Regions from separate parts of the Homo sapiens genome. Here region 1 is linked to region 2. Evidence: read pairs that join two places in POLR2A ChIA-PET (ENCODE). Cell type or tissue: GM12878. All regions are shown on one strand. Links, peaks and the distances in the headings refer to the core of each region. The heading gives the core; the rest is flanking DNA.

Evidence for each region. ChIA-PET counts read pairs that join two places held together with the same protein. Peaks named below come from ENCODE experiments on the same cell type or tissue, not always from the same donor. Only the 100,000 strongest peaks of a DNase experiment are listed, where the experiment ranks them.
Region 1: POLR2A ChIA-PET joins it to region 2 with 7 read pairs; 2 of 35 experiments call an interaction of 5 or more read pairs at or near these places.

What each region holds. Positions count from the first base shown.
Region 1 is chr19:35,118,778-35,125,394 of GRCh38, forward strand. It overlaps FXYD3 (FXYD domain containing ion transport regulator 3), which reads left to right. Exons shown (of 9, transcript NM_005971.4): 3 at 586-639; 4 at 2,301-2,333; 5 at 2,445-2,468; 6 at 3,988-4,062; 7 at 4,141-4,177; 8 at 4,494-4,531; 9 at 4,664-5,547. The coding sequence starts at 600. The coding sequence ends at 4,680. MIR6887 (microRNA 6887) reads left to right here and starts at 3,923; the gene lies at 3,923-3,987. LGI4 (leucine rich repeat LGI family member 4) reads right to left here. Exons shown (of 9, transcript NM_139284.3): 9 at 5,736-6,617. The coding sequence ends at 6,416. RefSeq lists enhancers at 3,480-4,369, 4,370-5,257, 5,528-5,617. In GM12878, for the core only: no CTCF peak of the experiment used is centred there; no DNase peak of the experiment used is centred there.
Region 2 is chr19:35,234,167-35,246,544 of GRCh38, forward strand. No RefSeq gene overlaps it. Among named protein-coding and RNA genes, the nearest start is that of LSR, 8.6 kb to the right of the region's middle. In GM12878, for the core only: no CTCF peak of the experiment used is centred there; a DNase peak (open chromatin) is centred at 6,335; H3K27ac peaks cover 256 bases.

The DNA of each region.
Region 1 (6,617 bases), core at 418-4,417, 120 kb before region 2:
CACACCACCCCACCCCCAAGCAGCTTGAAGAACCTGCTCAGTCCTCAGCCTGAAGTCTGCAATGTCCTGGCAGGGCCGGGCAGGCTCTGAGCGGTCTACGGAGACACTCCTGGGAAGCGGGCCTCCTGCCGCCTGGCTCCCAATGCCCCGCTTCCCCAAACACCCCAAGGCCCTGACAGTCCCTAGTTAGGAGCAGCTGCTGGGGAGCCAGGCCTGGCTTAAATCCTACTTCCTGGCTAGAGCACCTAGTTTCACCTCTCAGAGCCTCAGTCTCCCCATCTGTCCAGTGAGGACAACAGCGGGCAGTGGCGCCCTTGTTTGGTTGCGGGGCGATTCCCAGAAAGCCTGAAGTCCATGTCCAGTGAGTTATTATGGCTCCTCCCGCCTCAGGCCCGAGTTTCACCCAGTCCCCACTCCACGGTGCAGCTGCGGCTTATCTCTCAGCCCAGCGAGATGCCAGCCTTCCTGTCCCGGGTGAGCTGCGCACCCTGCCTGGGGAGCAGGGGAGGAGGGTTGGGGAGCCACAGGCACAGGGCCAGCCTCCCGGTGGCTCTGCTAAGGCCAGACCTCCCGCCACCCCTCTAGGCCAGCGCTCTGACATGCAGAAGGTGACCCTGGGCCTGCTTGTGTTCCTGGCAGGTGAGTACCCATCCCCCGTCTGCCTTTTCCTCTGGATCCCCTGGATGCGGGGATCCAACCTCTGTCTCTCTCCTGTGCTTTTCTACCTCCCCGGGAAGGTGGTAAATGTTAGAACAGCATCTCCCTGAGGGTAAGAAAAGTCAGACTAGTGATAGCCGGGGATACACGAGAAGAGCTGGCTCACACAGCTGGAAAGTCACCGTCTTCCCCATTCTCTCGATCTCTTCTTTTTTTTTGGCTTTTTTTGTTTTTGTTTTTGTTTTTGTTTTTGTTTTTGAAAGGGAGTCTCTGTTGCTCAGGCTGGAGTGCAATGGCGCAATCACAGTTCACTACAGCCTTGAACTCCTGGGGTCAAGCGATCCTACTCTCTTAGCCTCCTACACAGCTAGAATGCCAGGCACACGCCACCATGCCCAGTGCATTTTTGATTTTTTGCAGAGACGAGGTCTCACTGTGTTGCCCAAGCTGGTCTCAAACTCCTGGCTGAGTTTGATCCTCCCACCTCAGCCTTCCAAAGTGCTGGGATTACAGGCATGAGCCACACTGCACTGGCCTTGATTGACTATTAAACAGAAATAACGGAAGCTAGAGAAGATGATGAAATGACACCTTCAAAGCACTGAAAGAAGATAACTGCCCTGCCAGTTCTCTAAAAACTTCAAGTAGAAGGCTCAGCTCAGTGCGACTGCATCTTTAACTTCCAAACACTTTTCCCTTTTTTCTTTTCTTTTTTTTTTTTCGGAGACAGAGTCTCGCTCTGTTGCCCAGGCTGGAGTGCAGTGGCATGATCTCGGCTCACTGCAACCTCCACCTCCCAGGTTCAAGCGACTCTCCTGCCTCAGCCTCCCAAGTAGCTGGCATTACAGGCGTGTGCTGCCATGCCTGGCTAACTTTTGTATTTTTAGAAGAGACAAGGTTTCACCATATTGGCCAGGCTGGTCTCGAACTCCTGACCTCAAGTGATCCTCCTGCCTCGGCCTTCCAAAGTTTTGGGATTACAGGCCTAAGCCACTGTGCCCAGCCCGCTTTTTACTTTTTCACTGCAGCCTTGACCTCCCAGGCTCAAGAGATCCTTCCACGTCAGCCTCCCAAAGCTCTGGGATTACAGGCACACTTTTTGTCCATTACATAGGGCAAGACCAGTATTCCCTGCAGGGTAGTGATCTAAAATTACATTTTCAATAAAGTCTATTTAAGTGTATAATAGTGAGTCATTTTCAATGATGTGCAAACACCAGACCAGGTGGGTGTGGACATGGTGGAAGCGGGAGGATGGGCTTTGAGCATGATTGGACTTGGGGAAACAGGAATCTGGGAACTGAAACCATCTGTCGTCTTGACCAGAAAAGTCCCCCGCTGCTGCAGGAGGCATGGATTAACCACGTGTCTGGAAACATGAGACCAAATAGTGGCTAAAAACCTCCTAGATTAGAACCCATTTCAGGTGGCAGAATGCTGGCGTGACTCGGAGGTGTGGGGCTGAGTGGGCGAGTCCACATTTCCTCGTTGGGATATGAGGGGATGAGGTGGCTGCTCAGTGACAGGACCCCTGTCCCGCAGGAGACCCTTTCCCAAGGCCCCTGAAACTCCCCAGGCCCTGCCCAAAGGCTTGGCTGAGGCCGGCATCACCATCTCCCCTCCTTCCCCTCTTCTCCCACTAGGCTTTCCTGTCCTGGACGCCAATGACCTAGAAGGTGAGTCAGACTGGACTCTCACCCGTCACACCCCCAAATTCTCCCCTGGGTGGGGAAGGCCTGCATCCTGGCTGTAATCCTGGATTCATGATCTTTTTTCTTTCCTTGCAGATAAAAACAGTCCTTTCTACTATGGTGAGAGCCCGTGCCCCCTTTCCCCTCCCCACAACCCCACATACTGCTTGGTGCCAAGGGTTCCCATACAGGGTTGGGGCCTGACGTGAGCATCACAGGACAAAGATACGAAGGGACTAGGATGGGGTTACTGAATATGCCACACAGTGGATTAAAGGAACTAGAGGCAGCAACCTGGCCTTTGGGAAGGTTCTATTCCAGCAAGATAGACACACGCAGGAGGTGAGGACAGTTTGCAAGAAGCCATTGGTTGGTTCAGATCAACTGCTGGGAGAAGTGTTGACTTGAGAAAACTTCCTGGAGGTGGTGAGCTATTGGATCAAAACCCTCATCTGGCCTCCAGGTTCCAATGACCTGCTCCCTACTCCCCGCTCTGCCCTCACCTCTCCACGCTCCTCATTCCTTCTGCTCCAAGCCTCTCAGACACAGCAGACATACTGCCAGCCTCAGACCTCTGCACCTGCTGGTTCCTCTGCCTGGAACACTTCCTTCCACAGAACCACATGGCTCCCTCCCTTCCCTCTGCTCAAATGCAGCCCCCTGAGAGGCCTTCCCTGACAACTCCCTCTAAAAGAGCTGCCATCTGACTTTTTTTTTGTTTTAGAGACAGCGTCTCACACTGTTGCCCAAGCTGGAGTGCTGTGGTGTAATCATAGCTCACTGCAGCCTCAAACTCCTGGTCTCAAGCGATCCTCCTGCCTCAGCCTCCTGAATAGCTGGGACTGCAGGCATACACCACCATGCCTGGCTAATTTTTGTATACTTTGTAGAGATGGGTTCTCACTATGTTGCTCAAGCTGGTCTAGAACTCCTGAACTCCTGAAGTCCCAAAGCACTGGGATTATATTAGGTTGGTTCAAAAGTAATTGTGGTTTTTGCAACTGCTTTTAATGGCAAAAATGCAATTTTTTTTTTTTGAGGCAGAATTTTGCTCTTTCACCCAGAGTGTGACTGGCTGGAGTGCAATGGTGCAATCTTGGCTCACTGCAACCTCTGCCTCCCGGGTTCAAATGATTCTCCAGCCTCAGCCTGCTGAGTAGCTGGGATTACAGGCGCCTACCACCATGCCTGGCTAATTTTTGTATTTTTAGTAAAGACGGGGTTTCACCATGTTGGCCAGGCTGGTCTGGAACTCCTGACCTCAGGTGATCCGCCCACCTTGGCCTCCCAAAGTGCTGGGATATCAGGCGTGAGCCACCATGTCTAGCCAAAAACGCAATCACTTTTGCTCCAACCTAATAGGTGTCAGCCACTATGCCCAGCCCGCCCTCTGACTTTCCATCTCCCACCCCACTTATTTTTCTTCAAACCACTTATCTCTGCCTGACCCTGCACGACAGATCGTGTTTGCTGGTGTGTGAACCAGAATGTGAGCACCTGGGATTTTGTCTGTTTTCTTATGGCGGTGTCCCCAGCACCCTGTGCATCCTAGGTGCTCCATATATATTTGTCAAGAGAATGGGGGGACAGATGGAGAGGACACAGGCTGGCACTGAGGTCCCCTCCACTTTCCTCCTAGACTGGCACAGCCTCCAGGTTGGCGGGCTCATCTGCGCTGGGGTTCTGTGCGCCATGGGCATCATCATCGTCATGAGTGAGTGGAGGAGCTCGGGGGAGCAGGCGGGCCGGGGCTGGGGCTCCCCTCCCCTGACCACTCAGCTCTCCCCAACAGGTGCAAAATGCAAATGCAAGTTTGGCCAGAAGTCCGGGTAAGATACTGTTCCGGCATGCCCGCCTCAGGCTGACTGGACGCTTTTCAGGGTGAAAGGGCTAACTCTCCCAGCAGGAGAGGCCTCGGGGCTCTGCCCTTTAGAGTTCCTGCCGCTAAGATTTCCAGGTTTATTGTTTCTAGCTGGTAATCCCCAGGGGGCCCCAAATCCTGAAATGCTTTGGCCCCTGGGATTGCACAACCCCCCAAATGGAAAGGCAGCCAGGAAGACATGTCTGGGCAGGCTAAGAACCCTCTATCCGGAGGGAGAGGGCAAATGGGGGCGGACACCAATCTCACCACTTTTGTCTCCTTAGTCACCATCCAGGGGAGACTCCACCTCTCATCACCCCAGGTAAGATGGGGCAGCATGGGGCTCAGGGGAACACGGAAGTGGTGTGTGTGTGTGTGTGTATGTGTGTGTTTGCACACTGGAAAGAAAAGAACTCAATCCACCCTCACAAACGGACCCCATCACTTCCCGCAGGCTCAGCCCAAAGCTGATGAGGACAGACCAGCTGAAATTGGGTGGAGGACCGTTCTCTGTCCCCAGGTCCTGTCTCTGCACAGAAACTTGAACTCCAGGATGGAATTCTTCCTCCTCTGCTGGGACTCCTTTGCATGGCAGGGCCTCATCTCACCTCTCGCAAGAGGGTCTCTTTGTTCAATTTTTTTTAATCTAAAATGATTGTGCCTCTGCCCAAGCAGCCTGGAGACTTCCTATGTGTGCATTGGGGTGGGGCTTGGGGCACCATGAGAAGGTTGGCGTGCCCTGGAGGCTGACACAGAGGCTGGCACTGAGCCTGCTTGTTGGGAAAAGCCCACAGGCCTGTTCCCTTGTGGCTTGGGACATGGCACAGGCCCGCCCTCTGCCTCCTCAGCCATGGGAACCTCATATGCAATTTGGGATTTACTAGTAGCCAAAAGGAATGAAAGAGAGCTCTAACCAGATGGAACACTGGAACATTCCAGTGGACCCTGGACCATTCCAGGAAAACTGGGACATAGGATCGTCCCGCTATGATGGAAGTGTTCAGACAGTTTATAATAGTAAGCCCCTGTGACCCTCTCACTTACCCCGAGACCTCACTTTATTACAAGATCTTTCCAAATACCCAAATGTCCCTGCAAGCCCGTTAAATAATTCCCTATGCTACCCTTAATAACATACAATGACCACATAGTGTGAGAACTTCCAACAAGCCTCAAAGTCCCTTGAGACTCCCCAATACCTAATAAGGCATGCGAAATGTTCTCATGAACTACCCCACAACACGCCTAAAACTCAAAACACCCAAAAATATCTCCTCCAATGTCCTGAAACATGAACCCAAAAAGAGACCCACAATAAACTCGTGACTTGTCCCCTCATCATGCCGTTTTATCCCTCAAACATCCCCTGAGTCCCTCCATAACCACGAACCCACACTCAGAGACCATGAACTGCGGAAACGCCTCCCTGGGACCTGGGCCGCTCCGAGCACTGCTCCAGGGACACCATCCCCGCCCTGTGCCGTTCACAGGACATCCTCTCCCAAGGATCCACAACACTGGGCGGGGAGGGTGCACAGCGCATTTATTGAGCTCGGACTCGTCTTGTCCTTGCCTCCGTCGCCCATCTAGAAGGGCACCAGGCTCCCCGCGACACCTCCCGCTGTCCCTCCCTGTGCCCCGGCGCACGCGCAAGAGGCGCAAAAGGCACAGCTTGCTGGGCGGCCGCACGCATGCGCACAAGCAGCAGAGGGGAACCCGCCCAGTGCTGAGTTGTCTTCGAGGTTGGCGCTCCTCCAGGAAAGCGATTGGCTGCGTGGAGTTTAGAATGGGAAAGGAATGCCATCAACCCCTCGGTGCTTTCAGAGGGACCAGCGGGGTAGGAGCGGGTTGAGAGGGGGGCTCCGGGACCTCATGGAGCTCTGCACGTGACCTCCACCTCGACTCCATGCAGTGCACCAGCCTGCACCCCCCAGGTTGCCTTTGATGGGGAATCTGCCCCAGCCGAGATGTCCAGATGTTGCTTTAGACCTGAAGGGCAGCTCGGGAGGTCCAGTAGGCTGGGACCCTCTATGTCCCCCCATGGGTGCAGATCCTTTAAGAAGTGGGCTTAAGGCCTAGACGTGTGGCTGATGAACGTGGCCCACGGTCAGCAGCTCACAGGCGGGCCATCACCCCAAGTAGGGCCAGGAGCCAGCCAAGGGGCCGTCCAGGGGCCCCAGCCATGCCCAGAGTCCCGTTGGTGGTCTCAGGCACTGAGGTCGATCTCGTGATGCTGGTAGATCTGTGTGGGGCCCTTAAAGCAAGCAGCAAAGAGGAAGCGTCTGCCGGCCATAGTGATGTGGGCAAAGGCACGGGGGGCCACCAGGGCCGGAGGCCCCAGCTCCTGCAGTGGCTCCAGGAGCCCCTTGTCAGGCTCAAGGCGGAGGACCTGGCTGAAGGCGAAGTCG
Region 2 (12,378 bases), core at 3,863-7,862:
GTTCGAGACCAGCCTGGGCAACATGGTGAAACCCTGTCTCTCCTAAAAATACAAAAATTAGCCAGGTGTGGTGGTGGGCTCCTGTAATCCCAGCTACATAGCAGGCTGAGGCAGGAGAATTGCTTGAACCTGGGAGATGGAGGTTGCAGTGAGCCAAGATCACACCACTGCACTCCAGCCTGGGCAACAGCACAAGACTCTGTCTAAAAAAAAAAAAAAAAAAGATGCTCTTATCCTCTCTCTCTTTCTGTCTCTTTCTCATTTCAGGTACCTTAAACTCTATCAGCCATCCTTGGCGAGCTATATCTCTTAACTCTCTTTCATGGAGACATTTGTCCACCTGAAAGCGTTTTCTGGTAGTATCTTAATTCATTCAGAGAATTTTTAAACAATGGGTAATAATTATTTACCTAGGCTTATACTTTTGATTTTATCCTTGTCAAAAGCTGAATTCTAATTGGACTTTATCTCTCAAAGCCCTTCTCAATTTTTAGCTAACTTTGGCCAACTTATACTGCTAACATCTTATATTCCAGCAGCTTCCTTGAAAGCTACAAGTCCATTAAATACATTATCTGCCTTCCAGAGTATCTCAGGCAACAGCCTCCATCCTTCTGGTTTCAAATAAGTGTCTTAGTCCCAAAGGTATCTAAGCCAATGCTGTCTTTTTATTTTTGATTACCTCAGCACCCTACTCCTGATACTATTTTGGTATCAATCTAGATAAGTTATTTGCTACTATAATAAACTTCCAGCCAGGTGTGGTGGCTCACGCCTGTAATCCCAGCACTTTGGGAGGCTAAGGAGGGCAGATCACCTGAGGTCAGGAGTTTGAGACCAACCTAGCCAACCCTGTCTCTACTAAAAATACAAAAAATGACAAAACCCTGTCTTTACTAAAAATACACAAATTAGCCAGGTGTGGTGGCATGCACCTGAAGTCCCAGCTACTTGGGAGGCTAAGGCAGGAAGATCACTTGAACCCGGGAGGTGGATGTTGCAGTGAGCTGAGATCATGCCACTGCACTCCAGCCTGGGTGACAGAGCAAGACTTCATCTAAAAAAAAAAAAAAAAAAATTCCCCCCAAATCTCAACCACATAAAACAACTAAGGTTTACTTTTTACTCATTGTGCATTGGTATTGGAATCACTCAGGAATCCAGGGTGATGGCGCAACTGCCATCTCAAACATTTTCAGTTTCTTCCAAGGAGAAAGAAAGAGCTCTCTGTAAGATTTTGGGTCTACATTAAATGCTTTGCCCTTAAGTAACACATGTCATGTCGCTTGCTCACAAACCATTGGCTAGAAACAGCTACATGGCACCACCAATCCACCAAGCCAACAAAAGAAATTGAACTCTAGCTGGGCGCCGTGCCTCACGCCTGTAATCCCAGCACTTTGGGAGGCTGAGGCGGCGGATCACGAGGTCAGGAGATCGAGACCATCCTGGCTAACACCGTGAAACCCCATCTCTATTAAAGATACAAAAAAATTCGCCGGGCGTGGCGGTGTGCACCTGTAGTCCCAGCTGCTGGGGAGGCTGAGGCAGCAGAATGGCGTGAACCTGGGAGGCGGAGCTTGCAGTGAGCCGAGATCGCGCCACTGCACTCCAGCCTGGGCGACAGAGCAAGACTCCATCTCAAAAAAAAAAAAAAAAAAATGGAACTCTACTATTTCCAGGAATCTTTTGGCAAATGGCAGTAATGATTTCCATGGCTAATGTCTATTACAAGGGATTTTTCCTCTGGTGTTCTCCTTTATATCACAGAGTTAAAACCATTTCCAAAATCCTCACATCAGCTCTCCCCTAAAGTTCTACTGGCCAGGATTGGGGCCCATGCCCAGGTCTAAACCAATCTCTGAAAATAAATGAAGCTTACATCGTTGGCTTAAACCAATTAGAATTTGTTGCCTAGGATTGGGTAAGGTCAGCTTTTTCTTAGCAGAAGCCACTGAAGACCCAGACAAAATCAGGGTTTTGTATGCAGGGGAGTTGTAGAAAAGAATGCTGATTTGGTGTAGCCAACCATGTCTTCCACAGCATTGACTGATGGGAAAATATTAGTTGTACCAGAATTGTGCCAGGCACTGTGTGAGCCACATGACCCCAGGCAAGTTGCTGAGACTTTCCTTTTTTTTTTTTTTTGAGACAGAGTCTCACTCTCTAGCCCCCAGGCTGGAGTGCGGTGGTGCAATCTTGGTTCACTACAGCCTTTGCCTCCCAGGTTCAAGCAATTCTCTTCCCTCAGCCTCCCAAGTAGGTGGGATTACAGGCATGTACCACCATGCCCAGCTGATTTTTGTATTTTTAGTAGAGACGGGGTTTCACCATGTTGACCAGGCTGGTCTTGAACTCCTGACCTCAAGTGATCTGCCCGCCTCGGCCTCCCAAAGTGCTGGGAATACAGATGTGAGCCACAGCACCCGGCCAGAACTACTGGAGACTGGTAAATTTATAAGGAAAAGAAGATTAATTGACTCACAGTTCTGCATGGCTGGGGAGGCCTCAGGAAACTTCCAATCATGGTGCAAGGCGAAAGGGAAGCAGGCACCTTCACAAGGTGGCAGCAAAGAGACAGCAATTAGGGAACTGCCAGCTACTTTTAAAGCATCAGATCTCATGAGAACTCCCTCACTGCACGGGAGAAACCACTCCCATAATCCAATTACCTTCCACTGGGTCCCTCCCTTGACCTGTGGGGATTACAATTCAAGATGAGACTTGGGCGGGGACACAAAACCAAACCATATCACTCATCCACCTTGCACCAGACACCAAGGATCCAGGCTAAGTCCCTGACCTCTTGGAGCTTACATCCTAGTGGGGATGTATTAGTCAGGATAGGTTAAGTTATGCTATGTAACAAAGGATTCTAAAATCTTAGTGGCTTAATAAAATTTTTTTTCATGCGACATGTCCAAATTTGGCTGGGGAGAGCTATACTCCACAAAGTCCCTTCAGATACTGTGGCTAACAGAGGTGGTACCATCTGCAACATCATTAGTTGCTATGGCAGGATAAGGGAGTATAGCAAATCATGAACTGGCAATTGAATGCTTTGGTCAGTGATATGGTTTGGCTGTGTCCCCACCCAAACCTCATCTCATATTGTAGCTCTCATAATCCCCACGTGTCATGGGAAGGACCCGATGGGAGGTAATTGAATCATGAGAGCAGGTTTTTCCCATGCTATTCTCATGATAGTGAATAAGTCTCACAAGATCTGATGGTTTTTTTCTTTCTTTCTTTCTTTCTTTTTTTTTTTTTTTTTTTTTTGAGGGAGAGTCTCACTCTGCTGCTGCCCAGGCTGAAGTGCAGTGGCACGATCTCAGCTGACAGCAACCTCTGCCTCCCTGGTTCAAGCGATTCTTGTGCCTCAGCCTCCTGAGTAGCTGGAATTACAGATGTGCACCACCATGCCCAGCTAATTTTCATATTTTTAGTAGAGAGGGGGTTTCACCATGTTGGCCAGGCTGGTCTTGAGCTCCTGACCTCAAATGATCCACCTGCCTCGGCCTCCCAAAGTGCTGGGATTACAGGCATGAGCCACCATGCCTGGTGAGATCTGATGGTTTTATAAAGGGCAGTTCCCCTACACACAGTTGCTTGCCTGCCGCCATGTAAGACACGCCTTTGCTCCTCCTTTGCCTTCTGCCATGATTATGAGGCCTCCCCAGCCATGTGCAGCTCTGAGTCCATTAAACATCTTTTTCTTTAGAAATTACCCAGTCTCAGATATTTCTTCATAGTAGCAAGCAAATAGACTAATACACAGATGGTAAACAAATAAATGACTAATAAAACATCAGGTCATGGTAAATGCTTTGAAGAAAAAAAGAAGGCGCAAAGAGAGATTGGGGATGGAGACTATTAGGGGATGAATTATGACCCCACAAGTTCATATGTTGAAACACTGACCCCCAATACCTCAGAATATGACTGTATTGGGAAACAGGGCTTTTAAAGAGGTAATTAAGTTAAAATAGGGTTGTTAGAGTGGGTTCTAATCCAATATGACTAGTGCCCTTAAAAGATGAGGGAATTAGAACCCAGGCAGAGGGATGACCATGTGAGGACATAGTGAAAAGGGAACCATCTGCACACCAAGAAGAAAGGCCTCAGAATGAAACCAAACCTGCCAACACCTTGATTTTGGACTTCTAGCTTACAGAATTGCGAAGAAATAAATTTCTGTTGTTTAAACCACCCAGTCTCTGGTGTTTGTTATGGCAGCCCTAGCCAACTAATATAGAGACTATTTTATTTTTATTTATTCATTTGTTTTGAGACAGGGTCTCATTCTGTCACCCAGGCTGGAGTGCAGTGGTGTAATCATAGCTCACTGCAGCCTGAAACTCCTGGGTTCAAGTGATTCTCCTGTCTCAGCCTCCTAAGTAGCTAGGACTACAGGGACGTGCCACCATGCCTAGCTAATTTTTAAAATTTTTGGTAGAGATGGTAGACTGGATAAAGAAAATGTATACACCATGTAGAGGCTTGTCTTAAACTTACAGCCTCAAACTATCCTCCTGTCTCAGCCTCCCAAAGTACTGGGATTACAGGTGTGGGACACCATGCCCAGCCTGTGGGGAGAGAGGTAGGTGAGAAGAGAAGGCTTCTCTGAAGAAGTGACATTTGAGCAGACCTATATAAGATGGTTATGAAGATTCACACAGCGGCTCATGCCTGTGATCCCAGCACTTTGGGAGGCTGAGGCAAGTGGAGCACCTGAGATCATGAGTTCAAGACCAGCCTGGCCAACATGGTGAAACCCCATCTCTACTAAAGATACAAAAATTATCCAGGTGTGGTGGTGCACGCCTATAATCCCAGCTACTCAGAAGGCTGAGACAGGAGAATTGCTTCAACCTGGGAGGTGGAGGTTGTAGTGAGCTGAGATTGTGCCACTGCATTCTAGCCTGGGTGACAGAGTGAGACTCTGTCTCAAAAAAAAAAAAAAAAAAAAAAAAAAATCCAGAGAAAGCAAGGTCTGAACTAAGCACACCGCACATGCAAAGGTCTTGAGGTGGGAACAGGTTTGCTATGTGAATACCCATCAGCCAAAGACAATCAGGCATGCACCTATGAACAAAGTTAGGTTTTTTGACTTGCTGCAGTGAGGGCAGATGTACACCATGGGGAATGGTGTGGTGTCTCAGGAAGGTGTCAGAGAAGACTAACAGAATTTGGGCTGTGTTGTATGATTGTGGGAAGGATTCAAAGAAGTGGGGATTTGCTTTGGGTTGGGTGCTATCAAAAAGTGTAACCAATTCTTTTTTTTCAAACTTTTGATTTTAAGTTCAGGGGTATGTGTGCAGGTTTCTTATAGAGGTAAATTTATATCATGGGGGTTTGTTGTACATATAATTTCATCACCCAGGTATTAAGCCTAGTACCCCTTAGCTATTTTTCCTGATCCTCTCCCTCCTCCCACACTCTACCCTCTGATAGGCTCCAGTGTGTGTTGTTCCCCTTTATGTATTTGTGTTCTCATCATTTAGATTCCACTTATAAGGGAGAACATGCGGTATTTAGTTTTCTCTTTCTGCATTAGTTTGCTAAGGATAATGACCTTCAGCTCCATTCTTGTTCCTGCAAAGGGCATGATTTCATTCTTTTTTATGGCTGCATAGTATTCCATAGTGTATATGTACCACATTTTTTTAATCCAGTCTACCATTGATGGACATTTAGGTTGATCCTATGTCTTTGCTATTGTGAATAGTGCTGCAATGAATATAAGTGTGCATGTGTCTTTATGATAGAACAATTTATATTTCTTTGGGTGTATACCCAGTAATGGGCTTGTTAGGTTGAATGGTAGTTCTGTTTTTAGGTCTTTGAGGAATTGCCACACTGTCTTACATGCTAATTAACACTCCCACCAACAGTGTGTAAGCATTCCTTTTTCTCTGCAACCTCGCCAGCATGTTGTTTTTTGACTTTTTAATAATAGCCATTCTGACTGATGTGAGATGGTATCTCATGGTGGTTTTGATTTGCGTTTCACTAATGATTAGTGATGTTGAGCTTTTTTATATGATTCTTGGCCAGATGTATATTTTCTTTTGAAAAGTGTTTGGTCATGTCCTTTGCCCACCACGAGTGTAACCAATTCTATCTTTTCTAGAAGGTGAGAAGAACGGAGCAAAGCTAAAACTGAAATTGGTAAAGAAACAGCAGCCATTCAGATCAGCTGAGAGAAGGGGATGCTTGATATTTTGTGGTTTGGACAGTGTTCCTGTTTTGTCTCTGTGCAGGCATAATTACAGAGCAGTCTTGTTTCTATCTAGATGCATCAGAGTCACAGACAGGCCTTTGTTGTTGTTGTTCTGTGAACATTGTTCACCTTCAACAGGAGAACATCATGACCTAACAGTGCATTCTAGACAAGCTGCTAGCAACACCAAGACCCAGTTGTTACTGTTAGGCCAGCTCCCAGCTGTTAGAGGCTGCTTTCTCTTTCTTACATAGATGAGGAACTTCAGTGAAGTCTCTTCCAGCAATGAAAGACTGATCAAATGGCTTTCACTCTGTGACCCTCCGTTTCCTTATTTTCAAAGGATTTTAATTGTACTGGCCACATAGTGCTCTTGTGTGGATTTGATGAGATGTTATCTATAAAGTATCAGCCAGTATTATTATCTAGGGGTTAGCAATATGGACTCATCCTCCAAATATCAGAGTTCTGTGTTGGGACTCTGGATTACTACTTCTGATCATGGTTGTGCAGACACAGGGGGTGGGCCATGATTGGCTTAATCCCCACCAGCTGAACTGGCTTCCAGAAGGTATAAAGGGATAGCCACTGGATTTTCTCCCCTTTTGTTCCCTTTGGAAGGTGGACATTTAGGGATTAGGATATTCAAAAGCAACTGTGCATACAAGGGAATTTAGAAAGTCACTGCACAAGCTCAGGGAAAGATGCAAATTCAGAAAAGACCTAAGATGATCATAAGCTTTCATTTTAGGTTGATTCTAGCACAGATACATCTTATAACAATAAACAAACAAAAAAACCAGCAAACCCTGGGGAATGGGGAAAAGCTGATTTCCAGAGTTAGCACATTGTAAGATTCAAATGTCCATTTTCAACAAAAAAGTCACAAGACATACATACAAAGAAACAAGAGAGTATGGCCCATTCAAAGAAAAAATAAATAAACAATACCTGAGGAAGCCCAGGTGGTAGACTTACTAGACAAAGACATAAATAACTGTCTCAAAGATGCTCAAACAGCTAAAGGAGACATAGACGAAGACAGAAAAATGATGTATGAACAAAAGAAGAATATCAGCAAAAAGACAGAAAATGCAAAAAGGAACCAAAAGGAAAATTCTGGAGCTAAAAATACAATTAACTGAAATAAAAAATTCACTGAAGGGGCTCAAAAACAGATTTGAGCAGGCAGAAGAAAAATCAGCAAACTTGGTGACAGGAAAATTTATTGAGTCTGAGGGACAGGAAGAAAAAAGATTAAAGAAAGCTGAACAGAGCCTAAAGGATCTGTGGGACACCACAGAGGAGACCAACATACATATTATGGGAGGTCCAGAAGGAGAAGAGAGAGAAAAAGAGGAAGAAAGAATTGTAATTTTAAGAAATAAGATTGAAAACTTCCCAAATTTGATGATAGACATGAATCAACAAATCTAAAAACTCAATAAACTCCAAGTATGAAAAACCCAGAGATTCAAGCTGAGACACATTATAATCAAACTGTAAAAAGCCAAAGCCAAAGAAACAATCTTGAAAGCAGCAAGAGAGAAGCAACTTGTTACATTCAAGAAATCCTCAATAAGATTATTGGCAGATTTATCATTAGAAACCTTGGATGCCAAAGGCAGTGGGTTAATACACTTGACATGCCAAAAGAAGAAGAAGAAAAAAAAGACCTATCAACCAAGAATTCTATAGCTACCCAATCTATCCTCCAACAATGAGGAAGAAGTTCAGATATTCCTGGATAAACAAAAGCTGAGGGAGTTCATTACCACTAGTCCTTCCCTACTAGAAATGCTAAACGAAGTCCTTCAGGTTGAAATGAAAGAGTGCAGACAGTAATTTGAAGACATGAAGAAAAAAATTAAAATCTCTGCTAAAGGTAAATACATGAGCAATTATAAAAGCTACTGTTATCATAATTTGAGTTTATAATTTCACTTTTTATTGTCTACATGATATAAAATAAAATGGATGAAAACAATTATTAATCTTCATTATTGGGAAAACAATGTATATAGGTGTGATTTGTGACACTGACAACAGAAAAGGAATGACAGAGGCCAGGTATGGTGGCTCATGCCTGTAATCCCAGCACTTTGGGAGGCAGAGGCAGGTGGATCACTTGAGGTACCTGAGGTCAGGAGTTCAAGAGCAGCCTGGCCAACATGGCGAAATCTCATCTCTACTAAAAATAGAAAAATAAAATTAGCCGAGCATGGTGGCAGACACCTGTAATCCCAGCTACTGGGGCGGCAGAGGCAGCAGAATTGCTTGAACCCAGGTGGCAGAGGCTGCAGTGAGCCAAGATTGCACCATTGCACTCCAGCCTGGGTGACAGAGCAAGGCTCCATCTCAAAAAAAAAAAAAAAGAAAGAAAAAGGAAAAGGAGTGACAGAGCTATATAAGAGCAGAGTTTATATATATACTATCGAAATTAAGCTGGTATAAATGTAAATTGGAGTATTATAATTTTAGGTTTTATATATAATATAATCTCCTCTATAACCACAAAATAAAAAGCTACAAAATATACACAACTGGAAATGAAAAGAGAATCAAAACATTTCGCTACAAAAAAAAAATTAAACATAAACAGTAATGGAGAAAATGAGGGACAAAAAGCCATAAGGTATATAGAAAACAAGTAGCAAAATGGCAGTAATTTTGCTGATAGTCATTTCTTTAAATCAAGATGGAGATTTCCAGAATGTATTTTTAAAAACCACCCAACAATACGCTGTCTATAAAGGATTCATGTTAGATCCAAAGGCACGAATATGTTCAAAGCAAAAGATATGGAAAATGATATTCCATGCAAACAGTAACCAAAAGATAGCTTGAGTGGCTATGCGAATATCAGACAAAATAGACTTTAAATCAAAACAATTTACAAGAGACAAGACAGACATTACAAATTAATAAAAAGTTAAATATCTCAATAAGATGTAACAGTTATAAACATTTCTGCACCTAATAACAGACCTCAAAATATAAAGCAAAAATTGATAGACTCAAAGGAGAAATACACAGTTCTACCATAATAGTTGGAGAGTTCAAAATCCCACTTTCAATAATGGATAGAACACACAGACAGAAAGTAAGTAAAAATATAGTGGACTTGAACAACACAAAAACCAACTAGACCTAACAGATACATATGGAACACTCACCCAATTAAAAAAAAAATCCAAGTACACATGAGACATTCTCTATGATAGATGACATGTTGAGGCATAAGTTAAATCTCAGTAGATTTTAAAATACCTATCAAACGAACTCTTTTCTTTGATCACAACAAGATAAAGTTAGAAATCAATAATAGAAGGAAAAATGAAAATTCACAAATATGTGAAAATTAAACAACATTCTCTTAAACAACCAACAGGTCAAAGAAGAAATCACAAAGGAAATCAGAAAATACTTAGGGACAAGTAGGAAAGAAAACAAAATATACCAAACTTATGAGATGCCCCAAAAACAGTGCTCAGAGGGAAATTAATAGCTATTAATGCCCATGTAAAAAGAATAACTATCTCAAATTAATAACCTGACTTACATCTTATGGAACTAGAAAAAGTAGAGCAAACAAAACCCAAAGCCAGCAGAAGAAAGGAAATAATAGAGACTAGAGCAGAAACTCATAAAATAGAGAAAGAGAATAGACAAAAAAATCTGTAAAACCAAAAGTTGGTTTTTTGAAAAGATTAACAAAATTGGCAAACCTTTGGTGAGACTGATGAAGCACCAAAGAGAGAAGACGCAAATAACTAAAATCAGAAATGAAAGTGGCAATACCACTAATTTTAAACCACCTAGCAAAGAAAAATCTTAAACCAGATGGCTTCATGAGTTAGTTCAACCAAACATTTAAAGAAGAATTCACACAAATAATTTTCAAACTTCCAAAAAATTGAAGAGAAGGAAACACTTTCTAACTCATTCTGTGCAGCCAGTATTACCATAATACCAAAGCCAAATAAAGAAATCACTAGAAAAGAAAATTACAGACTAATATCCCATATGAATATAGATACAAAAATCCTCAAAAAAATTAGCAAATCAAGTTCATTAGCATATTAAAAGGATTACTCAAATATCCAAGTATGATTTATGCAGGAATGCAAGGGTGGTTCAACATAAGAAAATTAATCAATGTAATACATCACATTATTAGAATGAAGGTAAAAAACACACACATGATCATCTGAATTAATACAGAAAAGGTATTTGACAAAATTCAACACACCTTCATGATTAAAAAAAAAAAAACAGAAAACTAATCATACAGGGAAAATTCCTCAATGTGATAAAGGGTATTTATGAAAAACTCACAGCTATCATCATACTCAATGGTGAAAGATTGAAAGCTTTCCCCCTAAGATCAGGAGTAAGACAAAGATGGCCATTTTCACCATGGCTATTGAACACTGTATTGGAAGTTCCACCCAGAGCTATCAGACAGAAAAAGGAAATAAAAGTCATTCAGATTGGAAAGAAAGCAGTAAAACTATCTCTATTCACAGATGACACGATCTATGTATAGAAAATCCAAAAGAATTCACAAGACAGCTACTACAGTTAATAAACAAGTTGCAGGGTACCAGATCAACACACAAAAATCAGTCATGTTTCTATGCACCAGCACTGAACAATCCGAAGAGGAAATTGAGAAAACAATTTCATTTACAACAGCATCTAAAACAATTAAATACTTAGGAATAAATCTAACCAATGAGGTGAAAGACTTGTACACTGAAAATGACAAAAGATTGCTAAAATAAGGCCTGGCACGGTGGCTCAAGCCTGTAATCCCAGCACTTTGGAAGGCCGAGGCGGGCGGATCACGAGGTCAGGAGATCGAGACCATCCTGGCTAACACGATGAAACCCCATCTCTACTAAAACTACAAAAAATTAGCCGGGCGTGGTGGTGGGCGCCTGTAGTCCCAGCTACTCAGGAGGCTGAGGCAGGAGAATGGCGTGAACCTGGGAGGCGGAGCTTGCAGTGAGCTGAGATTGGGCCACTGCACTCCAGCCTGGGTGACAGAGCAAGACTCAGTCTCAAAAAAAAAAAAAAAAAAAAAAAAAGATTGATAAAATAAATTAACAAGTATCTAAATAAATGGCATAAATGGCAAGATGTGTTCATGGATAGAAAGACTTAACATTAAAAATGTCAATACTACCCAAAACAATCTACAGATTCAACACAATGCTGATCAAAATTCCAACGTCTTTTCCCAAAGAAATGGAAGCAGATCCTCAAATTCATATGGAGTTTTAAGGGGCCCCCAATAACCAAAACAATACTGAAAGAGAAGAATAAAGTTAGAGGACTCACACTTTCCATCTGTGAACTTACTACAGAGCTATAGTAATTAAAACATATGGTACTTGCATAAGGATAGGCGTATAGATCAATGAAATAGAATACAGAACCGAGAAACAAACCCTCACATATATGATTAATTGATTTTTGACAAGGAAGCCAAGACCACTTAATGGGAAAAGGACAGTGTTTTCAACAAATGGTAGAGGGAAAACTGAATATCCATATGCAAAAAAATGAAGTTGGACCCTTCTACCACATACTAAAATTAAAATGGCCCAGGCCGGGTGCAGTGGCTCACACCTATGTGAGCACTTTGGGAAGCCAAGGCAGGTAGATTACTTGAGGTCAGGAGTTCGAGACCAGCCTGGCCAACATGGTGAAACCCCATCTCTTCTAAAAATACAAAAATTAACCCAGTGTGGTGGCATGCACCTGTAATCCCAAATACTCGGGAGGCTGAGGCATGAGAATCGGTTGAACCCGGCAGGTGGAGGTTGCAGTAAGCGGAGATCACACCACTGCACTCCAACCTGGGCGACAAAGTGAGACTCAGTCTCAAAAAATAAAATGAAATAAAATAAAGTGGCTCAAAGACTCAATTTAAGAGTTAAAACTATAAAACTCTTAGAAGAAAATATTGTTGAAAATCTTCATCACATTGGACTTGGCAACAACTGCATAAATAGGATACCAAAAGTACAAGGAAGAAAAAATAGTAGGTAAATTGAACTTCATCAAATTAAGAACTTTTGTGCACCAAAGGACACTATCAAGAAAGTGAAAAAACCTGGAGAATGGAAGAAAATATTTGCAGATCA